2 separate regions of the Homo sapiens genome follow, and region 2 is linked to region 1. A link is a loop called in an ENCODE intact Hi-C map of the cell type or tissue named here. Cell type or tissue: mammary epithelial cell. All regions are shown on one strand. Each heading gives the region's core, and the rest is flanking DNA. Links, peaks and the distances in the headings are about the cores only.

What was found. Peaks named below come from ENCODE experiments on the same cell type or tissue, not always from the same donor. Only the 100,000 strongest peaks of a DNase experiment are listed, where the experiment ranks them.
Region 2: a loop joins it to region 1, with 10 times the contacts of the local background. A loop is called at or near these places in 2 of 110 quality-filtered maps.

Annotation. Positions count from the first base shown.
Region 1 is chr4:152,323,239-152,331,676 of GRCh38, forward strand. FBXW7 (F-box and WD repeat domain containing 7) reads right to left here. Exons shown (of 14, transcript NM_001349798.2): 9 at 7,494-7,630; 10 at 6,434-6,547; 11 at 4,970-5,151; 12 at 2,768-2,993; 13 at 946-1,156. Among named protein-coding and RNA genes, the nearest start is that of FBXW7-AS1, 10 kb to the right of the region's middle. In mammary epithelial cell, for the core only: no CTCF peak of the experiment used is centred there; DNase peaks (open chromatin) are centred at 2,833 and 5,563; H3K27ac peaks cover 2,591 bases.
Region 2 is chr4:152,101,337-152,111,863 of GRCh38, forward strand. It overlaps LINC02273 (long intergenic non-protein coding RNA 2273), which reads left to right. Exons shown (of 3, transcript NR_121628.1): 2 at 148-244; 3 at 2,291-3,384. Among named protein-coding and RNA genes, the nearest start is that of LINC02273, 5.8 kb to the left of the region's middle. RefSeq lists enhancers at 1-75, 370-1,569, 4,677-5,876. In mammary epithelial cell, for the core only: no CTCF peak of the experiment used is centred there; a DNase peak (open chromatin) is centred at 4,945; H3K27ac peaks cover 1,447 bases.

The sequences.
Region 1 (8,438 bases), core at 728-5,727:
CATACAATAAATGCAACATTTGAAATGATACATATTTAGAAACCCATGTCCTCAGTATTTTAGGATCAGCATGGATGTAAGAAAATCTGGTAGTGATTTGTAACTGAAACATTAACTTTCAAGAGGTCTGTCTTCCAAGAAGCTTGGTTAGCTACCAGACAAACATCTTATTTTCTGGCTGTGTGAACGACAGCATTCCTTGGTGAGGATGTAGATAGTGCAACTTCATACCTTCTGCTGATGGACAAATGAGCACTAAGAGATCTATTACCCCACCACCATGAACCACTCAAAGCTGAACAGTCACTATTCCAAAACTCTGAGGAGAGACAAAACCAATGAGTAAAAAGCTGCAATGTTGCCTATCAGATGGCCCCACTGAAAAAAACACTTTCTAAGGGCTATAACAAATAGAAAAAGTTAATCATGAGGCACTGCTGTACCTCATCTAATATTAGTGATTTTCACTTGTTTCTTTCTCTACTTTAGTAGGCACTATTATTCCTCTCCATTCCAGTTAAGCACGTGACTAAGTGGAGGCCAAATAAATTTTCTATCAAGGATGCTGTTGTTTTTTTCAATAAGGTAGCCCTTTAAAATTGGACTACAAATTCAAAATGCAATGGTCAATCAAAAAATATAATGAGTACGTTGCTTCTATGATATAGCCAAGATCTTTCTTCTCACTGTTCTTAAAGGTTAAGTAGAGTCAATTGAACATGCAGGAAGTGATTAAACAATTTTATATTACATATTAAAAACACAGTTTAAAACATTTCCTCAAGAGTAGACTAGTTCTGTAAGTCAGGGTGAAAATATTCATAAACTTTTCTGAAGTAACCATTCTGTATGAGGTTGACTCTTTTTGTGATGCTAAGGCTCCATATTTCTCTTGAATAATGATCTCATTTTTAATGAACAAAACGAAAGGTGAGTAAGACTTACCTTGCAATGTTTGTAAACACTGTCCTGTTTTGATATCCCAGATTTTAACTGTAGAATCTGCATTCCCAGAGACAAGAATATTGTCTTTGAGTTCCATTCCACTTGTTAACGACTGGTGCCCTGTTAACGTGTGAATGCAATTCCCTGTCTCCACATCCCAAACACGGATTGATGTATCAAGAGATCCACTCACCACATGGATACCATCAAACTACAAAAGACACAGTTTATTAGAATAGAAGTATGGATACTCTTCCTATCAATTACTGACCTTAATCCTAGTAGGAAAGGGGGAAGAGGATGGGAAACAGGTAATGCCAGGAACAAAATGAGGTACTAAGATAAAGTGGCAATGAGGATAAAGTGCATGCCATCAAGCAACTCTACAATGTATGTTCTCACACACTTCTATCAGAAAGGCTCATCTTTATGCCAAGCAGCTTCAAACTAGATGCAGAAACAACTTAAAATGAAAACAAAGCACCTAAAATGAACAATATGTTAATTTTCAAATCATCTGGCCCCACCTAGCTATATATCATGGATGACTGAGAGAATTGCTATGAGTTTTACTTCCCACTAGGAAGCTGAGACTAATGACATAGCTTATGATAAACGGAATGCTTATCAGCACCTAAGGCATGAAAAGGGCTAGAGATAACTTTCGTGATGTTCAAAAGTAAGTTCCATTAAAAACTGTGTGTAAAATAAAATTTCATTTATAAGAACCTAATGCTAATTAGGAAATGTGCCAAAAGATAATTGTATCTGGAATCAGAAGAGGTGGCATTTTGAAATCAAAAGCAAACTACATACTACCTCTTCTCCAGCTTCCCAGCTACACCAAAAGTCAATAACAGTCTATCATTTCTAAACAATAATGTGGCTACCTCTTTTCTCAATCAAACAGTTTATTTAAATTAGAATATTATATTCATTAAGCTTCTGAACATATCAGAAACAGGTGCAGCCAATTCCCCTTCCTCCAAATTCATCACCTTTTCTAATTTAGCAAACATTTTTATCATATTGTCAATATTTCATGACATGGACAATATCCCTTTGACAAAGAAACAAATATCCTAAGAACAGAATTGACAGTACTAAGATTATGTACTAATTTGCTGAACATTAATGGGTAATAACTGGTAAATAAACTATATAAGCTATAGGAAATATTTTTACATTAAAAATGTTGCCTTTCTGGAAATAAAACAAGATTCATATTCTAAACTTCCTATTCATCTAGTTAATGATCTCAAAATATGGCAATGTTTTCAAGGATATGGGCTTGAAATATAAACCAAAAAAAAGAAATCGGTTTAGTCAACTTTACTTCTTTATGACTACAAATCAGTGGGCCTGGGACAGTAGAGTGCTTTATGCAGAAAGGATCTATTTCCACTTTGAATGGGGATGGAATCACAATTACATGGTCCATCAACTTTCAGCTATCAAAGCAAAGGGGCAGCTTTTGGCCATATTAATCTTCTGCAAAGGAGTTTCTTAAAATCCAGGTTACTCTCCTATGAGACTATTTAACCATTAATTAACATAGCAAAACTTAGAGCCCCAAAGTGTCAGGTTGCAAAACAAATATTTGTATTTAGAGGAGAAATAGATCACAGAAAATTGAAAGCATTTAAATAATTTTGAAATTTACACTTTCTTCATGCCAATTTTAACGTATATAAAAACAGCAGAATAATCTGATTAATCTTTTTTGGACTGTACTGGATCAGCAATTTGACAGTGATTATCTGAGTAAAACAACCTTATGATTCATCAGGAGAGCATTTAAGGGAGAGATAAGAGATCTTACCTGTAATGAATAGACTCTATTAGTATGCCCCTGCAACGTGTGTAGACAGGTTTCAGTCTCTGGATCCCACACCTTTACCATAAAATCATATGCTCCACTAACAACCCTCCTGCCATCATATTGAACACAGCGGACTGCTGCAACATGACCCATCAAAACATGTAAACACTGGCCTGTCTCAATATCCCAAACCCTAAGAGTGGCATCTCGAGAACCGCTAACAACTCTGCAGAGGGAGAAACAGAAAAACAAAACAAAACAAAAAAACCCACGTTTAGAATTTTTAATAATATGAGAAAACATGGTAGATTTAGTCAAGGTTTTTTAGCTTTTTTTTTTTTTTTTTTACACAGCAACAACCATTTTCAAAAGAAATCCTATGTAAAACCTTGGTATATAAACATAATAAGGGAATGGGAAGTTGGGAAGCCTAGAATGCTGCATGCTTGGTTCCCTGACCTGGGGACCTTAGGTTCAGCACCTTAAGGTTCTGTGGGACTGAGTTTGAAAACCACTGTACTGTATTTTTTAAAAAGCAGCAGAAGCTGCCTCTAAATATATACAATAAGATTTTGATTTTAGAAATAAAATGTTAATGTGGGCATATGTATAAAATGTTAATGGGAGAACTCTAGGTGGTAGTGGTTTAAAGAATTTAAATTTTCTTTATGTTCTTTGCCATTTTCCAAAATTTCAATTATGAATGCATATATTCCCTTGTGATTAGGTAAAAAATTCAATAAAGTTTATACAACAAAACAAGTCAGAATTTGGAATTTAAACAGCTGCAGATTTGTGTTTACACTATACATTCCAGTAAAAATTAACCAGTTTTAGACATGTCCTCAAACACAGGCTGCTTATGCTTTTAATGATTAGATTTATAAATATGCAATAGGCTATAAAAATATTAAGAGATAAAGATTTTAAAAGATATGTACATCTTTAAAAACAATGGCTATCCCTTAAACATTTGGTTCAACATCAGCGCTATACTCTTCTGAAAACCAGAGCAATATACAAATACTGTAATCACTTTTGGATTACAAAACAAAGCTGAAAACTCAGGTATCCTTATGTCATTCTGAAGAGATAAAGAAATACCACAGTTTCCATATTTTAAAAAAGTAGATAATTAAAGGGTTGAGAGAACCCTTTAATTGAGAACCTAATGTTGAGAGAACATAATGGAAACTGGAATACAAGGTCTCTTGATACTCATCCCCCAAATTTTAACAGTATAGCACACTGTTCAAAGTAGAGGTAAATGACAATTGAAAAGGTACTCCTTTTCACATATTACAAATCTGGTGTGAAATCTGCTTAATGTAATTGTTCTTAATAAAGAAGATGCGATAGACAGAATTAAAGGTAAAGACTGCCATGGATTCACTGTAAGGACCTTTCAGAGAGACCTTTTTTGACAAATGAGGTAGAAATCACACTTGTTTAACAGGGGTATGATGACGATAATAGAAAGATAGGATTTTAATAGGAGGGCTTTACAGGAGGAGATAAAAGCAACAGCAAAGGCACTGAGAAGAGAAAGTCAAAAAGTCCAGTTTGGCAGAAACCATTTTGAAAACTGGATCGAGGATTTCTTCCTTAATTCGTTAGTCAACAGTAGGCTCAAAAAGACTTAAGAACTGGGCAGTGACACTATCATAATTATAAAAGGACTATATGTCAGCTGTATAAAACATAAGATAACCAAGTTAGAAAGCTGTGACAATAGTTCAGAATGAGAGAACAAATTACCCACAGGCCTCAGCTTTTGCCTAGACTTAGAGATAGGGTGGGTGTAAGGTGGGTAGGTAATTTAAAAAGGCTCAGACGCTTGAAGCCTGAATTTGTCCCACTTGCGGAAATAAGAATATCAAAAAAAGAGAGAGAAAACATGATTTCTGCTTGAATATGATGAGTCATCAAAGATACAGAACAACAAAAAGGATTAGAGATTAGAGAGTAGAGAGTTTCAAACAGGAAGCTGACAACACTAGCAAATGAGAAAGGAAATTTACAGACAATCACCAATTTTAAGACAAAACGCTATGGCTTTCCTAGAATAGAAACATCTGAAGTGTAATAATTAAATCTAATTTAAGAGCACACTGTCACTATTTCAGTAACTCTACACAGAAAGGGCCCAAATTCACCAATAATAGAGGAAGAAGTCCCAACCATGACAAGATTTTCCCTTACCTTTTTTCATGAAGATGCATACAACGCACAGTGGAAGTATGCCCATATAAGGTGTGTATACATTCTCCAGTCTCTGCATTCCACACTTTGAGTGTCCGATCTGTAGATCCACTAATGATGATGTTGTCTCTCATTTGTGATGACCATACTCCACCTGTATGTCCCACTAATGTTCTCAGACACTGGAAAAACACTTAAGATGATTACTTTTGGGTAGAAAGGAAAAGTGATTTAAATAAAATTTAATAGCTCATTAAAATTTGGAGTAAAGTTACTTATTTAATTTGTTTGGCTCTTCAGAAAATATTACATCCGTATAAAATGATCCCATCACTATTTATTGTTTTGTTTATTCAAAAGCATTATAAATTTATATAAGCACAAGCAATTGTGTATGTAGTATGTAGAAAGCAAACATATGATATAAAACATGATATAATAAAAAGGAAACACGACATGAAAGCAGTTATGATAGCTCTGGCCTGGCCTCTTTGATGAAATAATACTGAAATTGCAACTGGGTTTCTTCCATGGGAATAGATTCAATGAAAGTATGCCAACAGTATTGGGTGTGGCTACATACCACATTTCATCTGAATCTGCCCCAGGGCAGTAGTTAGGAGCCAGTGAAGCTACTTCTAGACAAGTAAAGACAGACATTAAAGCCCTGTAATAAATCCCAAACTAATATTACACTATGGAAATATAAAGCTGCTTTAAAAAATTTTAACATCTGACTTGGAATATTTATAAGATACTTGCCAAGAAGCAACATGGTAAAAGACATTTTAAAAGACATGGATTTTTTTTTGTTTTCATACTCTCTTCTGTTATTTTTTAGGTGGCAATTACTTAATTCATGAAAATATTCTCTACTGGACAGATAAAAATAAATATTCACTAGAGAATCATTAAGGTATGATATGGTACACAGTCAAGCTGATTGCTTGGGCTTTTTCTTCAAACTTAACATTTAAATGCCTTGTCCACTCTCATCTCACAAGGGTTTGAGATAAGTATAAATTAACATGATTTATTAAGTTCTAAACTACAGGTAGGTTATCAACAAAGCAGTTTATAAGGAAAAATAAATATCCCTCAACCATACTTTTGAAAAACATTACAAAGTAATGAGGTATAACTTAGATAGTAAATAAAAGTGGGGAAAAATTGAGCCAAGAAAAACATAAAGCACCCTTGAAAATGTTAAAGTATCTGTCACAAAGATAGACAAACTATGTAAATGAAAAAAAATTAATGAAACCTCTATCATGAGAAGCATCACTATCCTCATGCCATTGGCTTTCATAAATATGGGGAAAAAAGCTAAGTTATGAGCTCTGATATTTGCTATCCAAATAACTAAGAATCAAAAATGAATTATTGTTTTCTTTTTTCCAGTTGCTACTTGCAATGATATACACAAAATTATGACTTTGTGAAGTGTAGGAAGAGTAAACTTACTTTGCCTGTGACTGCTGACCAAACTTTTAAAGTGTTGTCATCAGAACCACTAACTATTCGGTTACCACAAAACTGTAAGCATGTGATCACATGATCATCATGTCCTTTCAGCACCTATAAGAAAGATGTGCAGATTAGAAATATGTTAATTAAATTATGTTCTTTAAAATACTGGTGAAGAGAAAAATGAAGGCATAAACAGGAACAGTAATTTGTAGTCTATCTCTAGAATTTAAATTTATATAAAGCATTATTTTTCCTGGCTGACGAATCCAGAATTAAACATTTTATTGTTTCCATAGTCTATTATTTATACTCAAAACATCAACTATTAAAGTTTTACTGCATCAAGACCTCATAAAGATGGTTCAAACACCAATGTATTTGACAATAATCTATTCCATCTGTTCAAACCAGAAGAATATGCCTCTAATTTTTACAACTTTGACACACAAGAACAAAATAAGCATCTATTAACCACAAAGAGTAACAATTATTAGCATTCTTAAAACAAAAAAAATCATAATATATACATATTAGTATAACAATGTCTCCCCAAATTGGTTTTTTCCAGTTGTAAAAATACGCCCAATAATTTCAAGTGTTTTTACCATTCTTTATGTATTTGAAATGTTATTAGACAGAAAACCAGAATTATGCTTCAATTTGTAAAAATAAGACACACAAAAGTCACCAAATCCAAAACACAGACACTCCTCAAAAAATCATGTTTGGAGTATGTGATCAGAGGAGGCAGCAAATTCTTAGGTAGAATGTGTATGACACAGTAAAATTCAATAGGATATTGAGAGATTTTCATTTACGTAAGATAAAAAGATACTCAATTTAACTTATCTTTTATTCAAGCACAATTAGTTGTCAGATTAGAGAAATTAGCAATAAAAGAATATTGTCAGTTAATACTTTCAGTTATTTTAAAATATACGGTTTTCTTTCTACAGAAGAGGAGTGTCATATTATACAGTTTGCCAAGTGAAATAGTACACTAGGTACTAACACTGATTAACGGTTTCTGTTACATTGTGCAGAGTTCAGTTACCTTAGGAGATTTGAGTTCTCCTCGCCTCCAGTTAGTATCAATTCTGTGCTGTCTGATGTATGCACTTTTCCATGGACTGTGTATGAAACCTGGTTTTATTACTTTTCTTCTCTTGATGTGCAATGGTTCATCAATCCCTAAAGTGTTACAGTTCAAGAGTAAATTGCCTTCACCAATAATAACAGTTATACATTTTATAAAGTATTCCATCTTTATAAAGAGTATTCCATCTCTCTGCTCAAAACCACTGAAATGCAAGACATTGTCAAATTTCCAATACTGTTATCACAGTATGTAGCAATAATGTAAAGTTTACATTCTATATGGCATATTTTTGTATTCACTATTTCATTTCTCAAAATGATTCTAAAATATGTTGGTGAAGATGTGAGGAAATTGGAATGCTTGTGCAAATGGTGCAGCTGCTGTGGAAAATAGTCTGGTGGTTCCCCAAAACAAACACAGAATTAACATATGATCTAGCAATTCCACTTCTGGATACATAACCAAAACAATTAAAAGCAGAGTCTCAAACAGTCATCTGTACACCCATGCTCATAGCAGGATTATTCACAGTAACTAAAACGTGCAAGCAATCCAAGGGTCCATCGAAAGATGGATAAACAAAATGTAGCATTAGATACATATACACAATGGAATAAAGGAAATTCTGACACATGCTATGACATGGATGAACCTTGAAGACATTATGCTAAGTGAAATAAGCTGATTACAAAAGGAAAAATATTGTATGATTTCACTTATATGAGGTACCTAGAGTAGTCAAACTCATAGAGACAGAAAGTAAAAGGGTGGTTGCCAGAGGCTGTGGAGAGGAATAATGGGGAGTTAGAACAGGGGGCATGGAGTTTCATGTGAAGATGATGAAGTTCTGAACACAGATGGTAGTGAATCTGAACACAGATGGTAGTTGCAAAACAATGT
Region 2 (10,527 bases), core at 2,256-7,255, 220 kb before region 1:
TTAAAATGGTAGTAATTGGTCATTGTTATATTGTCATTAACAAGTAGAGATTCTAAAGTCTAGACTTCTAAAAACAATTTTAAGTGAAGCAAATGTTGCTCCATCTGACAATTATGTAAGCCAGCCATACCTGTTCTTTCCCTGTAGGTAGAAGCATATGGGAAACTGCATTCCGATCCAGGGAAGTATAGGAAGCAGTAATAAAAGTGGGAAGACCTATTATAAGTTCGTTGCAGTCATCCAGGTAAGAGGGGATACTGGCTGAAAACAAGGTTTCAGCTATGTGGGCCCTAGCTTGGAAGGGATGGGATTCTACATATGTTTTGTAGCTGGAAGCAGGAGTTTGAGGCTAAGAGATGACCTGAGAATAGAATGATTTTAGGTGTTAGGCCTGAGAGATGAGGGCACATTAGGGAGGAGCATGTGCAGCGGGGGCAGGGCATCCAGAATGCTCTTTGGACATCTTATATTTTAAGTGCCTGTCAGACACCCAAGTAGAGACGCCTGATGTGAAGACATGAATATCTGCAGCTTGAGGTCCTTCGTAAGATCATTTGAAAATAAGAGTTGTGCTACTAAAATAAAATGTGCAAAAAAAAAAAAAAGAGAGAGAGAGAGAAGAAAAAAAGAAAATCGCTGCATCATGCTGTCTTGTGTATAGTTGAATTTTCACATGCTGTGGAAATTCAGCCAGAGATCCTGTGGAAAAATACTGAAAGGACCCTTGGATCACTGATTCTAAGTTTGAAAAAGGGCTGGGCTGGCTGCTTCTAAGCTTGGCTGTCTTGCTTCTATGGGGCAAGTTCGGGAATCTTTTTTTTTTTTTTTTTTTTGTAATTGAGGCAATTGACTTTGTCAGCAAGCTAAGAGTGGATTTCTCTCATAGGGGTGAATTCACATTGATCAATGTAACCAGGCTCCTAAGAGACTGATAAAGCAGAAACTGTTTACCTTGAAAAATATAGTCATCTCACAATTATGTAAGCCAGTCATGCCTGTTCGTTCCCTGTAGATCAAAGCATATGGGAAACTGCATTCCAATCCAGGGATTTCCCAGTGAGTTAGAATTAGACAAAGGGGTTGAACCGAATAGCTCAAACATGTTAAGTTATCAACATACTAAAATCCTGAGCTAATTGGTAAGGAGCCTGCTCCTGGAGCCTCCTGTCTGCTCCTACTCACTGCCCTTCTCATATCAGGGACCTCACAGAGCTCCCAGCCACTAGAAGGTAAATGCAGGTAGAATGGGGACCCTAGGTCCCTGCTCCAGCTGTAGCTGAAGATCTTGCTGTTTGGGTGGTGCCTGTGCTGTATGGATTGTTAAAGATGTTGACTTTCATCCCTGCTTTAGGGCACCCAGTCATGATAGCTGGATGCCCCTCACCTTCTCCATAACAGAGATGCAGCCAGGAGAGGCCCAGAGCCTACTAATGTGCGGACACCCATCACCCCAGCCTTGTCTCAGTCAGAGCTTGAATCATCCCGACGATCCTCCTCGGTCTCATTTCTCTCTGTGTCTGTGACGCTGCATCCATTCTGACAGGCCCTTCTGTCCCTCAGAATGTTCCTGCTGTCAGTCCAGGCTGCTCTGGTCTGAAATTCATCCTGTCCATATAAGGAGACTTTAAATAGATCTTCTTTGATCTGGTGCTGGCTGGTTTTATAATTTTTCTCTCAGATGGAAATTGTATTTCCCATTTCCAAGTTCTTGGGGGATGCCTCACAGTCAAGCCCCATAGACTGTCTACCCAGAGGAGTTTAATTTTCATGGAATCCAATAGGGCCAGTGAGGAAAGAGACCTTAATAATCATTTAATTCAACCCTCTTGTTTTATAGACAAGGTGACTGAGAACCAGAGAAGGAATGGCAGGTTGAATTATTATTTATAATGAATATAATATTTACAACTGGTACAGATCACAAAGAAGACATTAATAAACTGATCTATACCAGGAAGCTGTTCCCTGGTTTTTTATAGCACTCTAAGCCTGGTGACCTTCCTGAGCAAACAGAGTCCCTTGCCTCACTGAGGAGAACTCCAGGGAACACCAAAGGCCAAGGGAGACACCGCAGGCAATAAAACATCCCTAGCAAAGCATCTCAACACCCCCAGACAAAGAAAGGCACAGAACTCAAGAAAGCAGTGACAGGAGAGCTTTAGTAAATGTTTAATGAAGACGGAGCATAGAGGTCGTCCAATGCAGCCCCTCTTTTTCAAGCAAGGAAATGTTATGCGATAGATATCTGTCATTGTTTCAGCCTCCCAACATTCATTTCCTCTTTTGACAGCTGCTGATTTTCTCTCGAGGGCTCACCCCCCTGGACTCTGGGTGGTCCTGGGAGGATGTGAACCCTGTACCCTGACTCCCATCACTGAGGCCAAGAGTCTGGACCCCTCCTCCTCCTCCTGCCCCAGCACAGCAGGGAACCCGGCAGGACAGCTGTCCTCTAGGACTCTTGAGTTCACTCACTTCAGCCACCAAGCGCTGACTGTGTTTCCACCAAAGGGCAGTTCCTGCGGCTTCTACTCCCCCTCTCCAAGGTGCCAGGGTTACTGCCTGTCCTCCAGCCTTCCATGGCATCACTGTCTCTCCAGATCATCTCATTCAATTCTCTCATTGCTCCAGTGAGCCTGGATGGTTTTCTGTTGCCGACAACAAAAAACCCCAACTGATACCATTCCCCTTCCCCAAGGTCACTTACCCAGGGCAAGGTCCAGCCTGAGATTTGAGTTCCTACTGAGTCCCCTACAGGGGCACAGCTATGAGCTGAATTGTGCCTCTCTCCAGGTTCATTCCTAACCCCTGAGACCTCAGAATGGGACAGTATTTGGACACACGGTCTTTCTTGAGCTAATACAGGTTAAATAGTTTACTGAGGGGATCCTCATCCAATACAACTGGTGTCCTTATAAGAGGAAATTGGGACACACATTAGTGTGCAGTGGGAAGTCCATGTGAGGACGGACAAAGAAGCTTGGCCATCCACAAGCCCAGGAGAGAGACTCAGAACAAATCAATCTGCGGACACCTTGATCTTGGGCTTCTAGCCTCCAGAACTGTGAGAAAATACATTTCTGTTGGGTAAGCGGCCCAGCCTGTGGTCCTTTGTCACGGCAGCCCTGGCAGACGAATGCAGGCCGCACTTCCCACCGCCATGGTGCCACTGTCTGTGGACAGCATGCCAGCCTCATCGCACGAGTTATCCCTGAAGATGCTCAAATTAGCAGGCTGTTCTTAGAACCAAATTTCCTGGACAGGCTTCAGAAAACATTCTCCCTGGTGATACAGACATCTGAAAACACACACACACACACACACACCCAAGAAAACAAAAAACAAACAAAAATGCCAAAAACAAATAAAAAACCCATGACCAAAAAATGGACCTTTGTCCCCTTTCATTTCTTTAGTAATGGACAGCGCCCAGGAGAGCAGGATAGACGGCTCCTTGGAGAAAGCAGAATCTTCTTAATAAACAAATGAGAATTTAGAGCCCAAGCTGACAAGGAATTTAATCTTGTTCTCCCAGCATCCGCATGGAGGAGGGAAGCAAGCAGAGGCAAAGACAGACATCGCGGTTCCCCTTGATTCTAATATTGGGTTGGACGGGGGAGGGCGAAGATCTGCACGCCAAGCTCCCTTTCTCCACCCACACCCCTCCTGGCATACACTCTCAGCAAAGCCTCACCGGGTTCCCCCTGCAAGTAATTGCAGAGGTCTCTTGGGGACAATAACCCTGATGTTACCTCTTGGAGGGTCAGAGGGAAGTGCTTAGGACTGAGAGAATGCAAGAGGGTGGAGGCCAAAGGGCTGAATATTAATGGGGGCTATCACCACCAGCTCTTAAGGTAATGGAAAAGCCCTCTGCAGAGCCAGGCTGGGGCCGGCCTCACACGGAAATGCAATCTTCTGCAACACAGAGTAGGCAGTGACAAGCAGTTTATCTTCCATTACTCCAAAACCTTAAATCATTATCAACCCGAAGCCAGCAAAAGAAACCAAACCACTGACTCCAATGTCTCCTTATCTTCCCAGCAAATATAAATGTGTATGACATTGAGGCACCTGTATTAGGGGTTGAACTGTATCCCTCAACCCCCCACCCCCAGAAAGAAAGCTATGTTGGAGTTCTAACCCCCCGTACCTCAGAATATGACCTTATTTAGAGATAGGATCTTAATAGAGGTAATCACGTTAAAATAAGGTCCTTAGGGTGGGCCCTAATCGAATGTGACTGGTGTCCTTATAAGAAGGAGAACTTGGGCTGAGTGCGGTGGCTCACGCCTATAATCCCAGCACTTTGGGAGGCCAAGGCGGGATGGTCACTTGAGGCCAGGAGTTCGAGACCAGCCTGGGCAACATGGTGAAACCCCATCTCTACTAAAAATACAAATTAGCTGGGCATGGTGGTGGGTACCTGTAATCCCCGCTACTCAGGAGGCTGAAGTGGGGGAATGGCTTGAACCCAGGAGGTGGAGGCTGCAGTGAGCCAAGATCATGCCACTGCACTCCAGCCTGGGCAACTGAGTGAAACTCTGTCTCAAAAAAAAAAAAAAAAAGGAAGGAGAACTTGAACACAGAGACACATACAGGGAGAGCACTGTGTGAAGATGCTTCTGTAAGTTAAGGGACACCAAAAATTGCCAGTGAACCTCCTGACACTGAGGGAAGGCCTGAAAAAGATGTCCCCTCACAGGCCTTGGAAGGCACCAACTCTGCCCATGCCTTGACCTCAGACTTCTCACTTCCAGAACTGGGAAACCATAAACTTCTGTTGTTTAAACAATCTACTTTGATGTACTTTGTTATGTTGGTCTGTGTTGGAAAATATACACAGAAAGCTCTAATCCACAGGGGAAAGGAAAAGTGGTCCCATCTCATCATAAAATAGGAATTTTTCTGAGGCCACGGGAATGGGTGGAGAAACGGGAGGCTGAGTCATTCCTTCTGCCAAGGGTTTGCCTGGATAACAATGACTCAATCAAATGGAAGTTCCAAATAAAAGACATTTTTCAAAGGAGTGTTTCCTCTTTTAAACAGTGCTGACTCAGCCCCAGCCAGCTGAATCAGCGTTTTTAGTGGTGGCAGGAAGTAAGGAGTGATCTTCCTAAAGTGACGATGTGTTTCCTAGCAGGGTTGCCAGATTTAGCAAATAAAAATACACAGGATACCCAGTTTCATCTGAATTTCAGATGAATGACGAACAATGTTTCAGTCTATGTCTCAAATACTGCATGGGATAAAACATTCCTATATTTTGCCTGGCAGCCCTCCCCTGATCTCCCCATCCATCCTCCATGTCCATTCTCTCCCTCATCTCTAGTAGAGGAGGGAGGCCCTCAGGCACATCGAGGCACCAAAGTTATGGTACAGTGCAAGGTAAACTCCCAGCAAGAGGTAAGGTGTGTCTCATGATGCACCCTTTGGAGGAAAGACCTCTGCCTCCTACTGTGGGGAATGATAAGGTTCTCCTGCTCTGAGGATCCACCAGAGAGCAGCCTTCATGGCTTTGACCATATGGGGATCCAGCCTGGGGTTGAGCAGACGACCAGGAAAAAATAAGAGAGAAAAACGCCAGAAGGAAAGGAGGATCCCGGGCACCCATCCAAAGCTGACTCCGTGGGACTACAAGGTCACTGTAAGAGAGTGTCTGAACCATGCTCTGGCCTCAAATGTTCGTGTGATTAGATATTCAAGTTTGTGGCCTTTCTGGTGAGAGCTGCATCTGCCCATTGCATGGGATGACCAAATGTGCATGGACTTTGTTCCTGGGCATGAAGCTGGGCAACATGCCAACAGAGCCCGCACCCTGCCTCTGCCCTGCACACACATGGTGGTGGTCAGTGAGTGTTTGTCAAGTGATGAATAAATGAATACTCACCACAAAAGAGAGTCCAGCCAATTTCTCCTCCTTGGAAATATAAAGCCAGAAGGTCAAACCCATGGTCTCTCTTCTCCCAGGCATATTAAAACTGTCAGCCAACTGAGTGCCAAGACCCTGGCTTAGAGACGTTGAGGATACACACCCTAGCAGGGACATGGAGCTACAGGTATGCATGAGCAGGGCCTGGAGGAGTCCAGTGGGAAGCTGGCCTTGTTTGCGGCCAAATAAGGATTGCATGGACATCTCAATGTTTATGTAGCTGGAGGAGAGTCTGATGTGCATGCCCAAATGTCCAAGACTTTTCTCATAGACCAGGAAGAGTAAATTGGTGGGCCTCCCAAGGAAAACAGTGGTGGGCCAGGGAAATGCCAGGAGGTGTGAAATGCAAACAAACTGCCTGGGTGACAATTACCCTTTTAATTTTTCAAAGGCTGAACTTGGAGCAATTGATGTGGTGCCTGTTACACATGACAGAGAATGTTACCGTGCTTCAGATGCAGTGCCTGTGTAAAGGGCAGTAATCTGGACAAAAGGAAGGGGCAGGGAGATGGAAGAAGGGAGGTCTGGAAGGAGAGCAGGAAGGTATGAAGTAAGGAAGGAGGGAAAGGAGGAGATGGAGAATTTGAATGGAAATTTAGTCTGGCCAATACCCAAATCTGGTTTCTTCCTCTCAGCGTGAAGTGCCCTGATTGGATAAGGAATTCACTGCAAGCCTTTTCAGACTGGCTGGTTTCTTTTTAGAGAACAAGGCTTCATTTGATTAGTTGCCCATTAAATCATAGGAGGAGGGCTGGGCTGGGTAAGGGAATAGGACAGTTAGAAGCTGGTAAAGCAAGAATAGCTTCCCTTCTGAGGCTCACAATGCTCTCTGAACTTGCTGTTCTCCTGTCAACGAATCCCAGTCCAGTGAAAATAGTTTTAATTACTGAAATCCACATTGCCTGATGGATGGATGGACTCGACAAAGATTCATGGAGAGCCCATTAGGTGTGAGTGGGCCCCAAGTGAGGCCCTGGAGACATAAAGGCAAATGAAGCGCAGACCCTGTACCCCAGGCCCTCCCAGCACAAACGGGCACACTTGGCATATTTTAATAAGACAACATGTGCAGCTGTGCACAGCAACTGCTCTTTGGGCACATGAAGGGGCACCTGACCCAGACTGGAGATGGGTGGGAAGATGAGATGAGGGGCGGAGATGAGATGGGAGGGGAGATGAGATGGAATGTATCAGGTTATACAACGCAAAGATGTTTAAATAAATATCACGGAACCACACACCTTCACCTCTTTAGTTTATGGCATAGATACCAGCATTGCAGGCAGCATCTTGCCCTTTTCCAGCTAAGTTTGCCATTTGTTTTTCTATTCTGCTCATGCCAGTGTTTATAAGGTAATAATGGGTATGAGCTTTCTATTCATAGAACATGTGGGTACTCCCATGGTGTATGTTACGTACACCACGAAATTCCTGCACACTGTATATATACTTGAATGTGTTAATTAAAACTAGGAGGTTCCTGACATATCCTTACCTTCCATTTCCTTATACCTAACCTTGATGAATGAGGTGGAATTGTACTTCCTTTTTGTCTTCAATAAAAAAAACCCTAATAGGTCTCATGAAATTCCATTCATTCATGCAATAAATATTCATTGAGTGCTTCTGTGTTCTAGACACTGTATTGGGGCTCGGTATACAAGGAAGCAAAAGGTAGATATGAACCTCCTTCCTGGAGTTCAGAGTGGCTCTCAGATGCTTCTGGGCATCACAATTCCCTAGGGAACTTGTTTAAAAATGCAGATGTCCCAGGCTTGGTCTGGAGGAAAATGTGATTCCATGTCTCTAACCAGGAGACTGACCCATGCACACTGCAGAACTGTTAGGATGAGGAGCCCCTGGCATCCAGAAAGGGTGGGGTGGAGATCCAGAGGTTGATTCCAGACAGCCCGGGGCTGCAGGAACATGGGGATGGGGTGAGGGAGGGATGCCATGAACGTATCCCTAGAGCCATCCCCATGCTCCATGGGTATATTGTCCCAACATAAAGCCCAGAAATGGAAAAGAGCATGAGAGAAAGGGTGGTCCCCAGTGTGAAAACGCCTGAGTACTTTTGCCTGATTATTATTCCATTTGGTCTAATTGCATTTTAAAATGCTCAGTGGGGAGAAAAAATGCCAAGTCTTTTAATAAATTAAGAGCAGGTCTGCTTTTTAACCTGCAGCAGGTTTTTAAAAAGTCCTGCTGAGGGCACACTGCTTAGAGAGACATGGTCTTTGCAGGTGAAGGTAATTAGTGAACACCTTCACCTCTGGAGTCGGGAGGGAGTGCGAGGGGCTTTGGTTACTGCAGTAATCTCTTCCTGATTGGGAGGAAACTGTTATTTACAAAGGATGCCTGAAGATTCAAATGTGGTTTTCTCTTTCCCGAATCAGGAGGCAGAGTGTGTGCAGGAACTCAAAGCCCATGGAACAGCAGGATGCAGCTTTTCTTGGCTCCGTTACTGAGAGATCCTGTCTGATGTTTCCTCTCTGACAGGCCGTGACTGGGGACATTTGGATGGCCAGCAGAGCTGGATTTAGAGGCAGAAGAGCTGGGCAGCTGTCCCAGTTACTCATCTATGAGGGGAGCTGAAAGATCATGAGAATAAATCAGAAAGATGGTGCCAGTTAACCCCGCTTTCCACACAAGACTCTTGATATAATTGGTGAAGTGGAAACTCCAGCCAAAGTACACTCCATCCTCAAGCAAAACATAAAACACACTCCTGATGGATACAGAAAGTTCTGGTGGCCTTAGAGCCTGATTTGGTGCCAACCTGCCTGCGTTCAAATCCAGGTTCCACTACTCACTGGATGTGTGACCTTAGACAACTTCTTTCACCTCCTAGTGCTCTGTTCCCTTGGCTATAAAATAAAAATTATAAGAGTGCCAGTTTTGAACACTAAATGGGCATAAAGGAAACACTTAGACCCCAGACGGGCATGTAGCAGGAACTTTATAATGGTTAGCTACTCATTACCATCTTTGTGATGAGCTCAAGCAAGTTGCCTAATGCCACTGGAGGCTGCACCCCTACCTGAGACAGCCACCTGAACATTTCCTTAACGTGCAGCCTCTGAGAGCTGAAACTCTGAAAGGAAGTCCTGCATAATGAGCATTTATTATGTTCAAGTAATTAATTTTCTCTCTTAAAAATGTAACCCCCTTAGTACACCTCAAAAGAAATCATCTGACTTAGAAAATACAAAAGACATCTGAACAACATCAAACATTACAGAAAAGTTTTGCCCACGTGAAAGTCCCACTCCACCCCACCGCACCCCAAGAAAAGCAAAGCAAACATAAAACCAACTTTTGAACATTTTGAACAAGTGTTTGTAACCATATCGATATATGCATTACCTCTGTCCTGAGTGGGTAAGTAGCCAACTCTTTCCATTTAGGAGTGTTAGAAAAACTGTGAAGGAAAGACCGTTTCAAGTAAGCCAAAACGTTATGCCGTGTTTGATGTTTGTAATAAATCCCTTACTTTCAGCAGAGAGGCACATGACTTCTACTAATGGAAAACCAGATTTTCCTCTATCCCCACTAAATGAGTGTGGAACCATATTTAAGGATACACTTTGGAGGGTGCCAAAGCATTGGCTTAATCTGTCAGCTTGATCCTAGGTTCCCCTGTCCCCTGTCCCCACCCCACCCTGAGCACAACTGGACTCAGAGTCAAAGCCAGAGCTGGGACAAGTGCAGCTTGTGAAGGATTCCAGGCCCAGCAAGCGGTTATATTAAGCACCACTGAGGCTTAAGAAGCATTAGATAAGATGTGGCTGGTAAGAGTCAAGGCCTGGTTACAATTCCTCCTAAGATGTTTATATTTCCTTCTAAATTATGTAATTACATGAAATTTGCCAAATAATCAATTTACTTAAAATTGATTAATTGCAGTGCTACTTGTGGGTGACTGGTATGCCAGGATACTGTTACTGTGTAGCTAACTCTTCTATTTTATTTCAGTTTTGTTGTAAAGTATACATTTATTTAATTTTTTTTCACTTTAAAGGTGATACATAATAATTTTCAAGGATGTGGAAATCACAGAATTGTATAAAGTAGACAAGAAAAATCACCTACAATCTCACAGCCCAGAGGCAATGACAGCTAATCATTCAGTCTATTTCCTTCCAGTCTTTTCTTTTTTCTCCTATGTGTAGATAGATGCATATATATATTTTTTCTTTCTAAATATATTTATTTATTATAGAGCTGGGATTGTACTGTTTTCTAACCCAATTTGACCTCTCTCTCTCTCTATATATATATATATACATATAAATAAATATATATATAAATATATATAAATAAATATATATATAAATATATATATAATATATAAATATATATATAAATAAATATATATATAAATATATATAAATATATATAAATATATATAATATATAAATATATATATAAATAAATATATATATAAATATATATAAATATATATAAATATATATATAAATAAATATATATATAAATATATATAAATATATATATAAATAAATATATATATAAATATATATAAATAAATATATATATATAAATATATATATAAATAAATATATATATATAAATATATATAT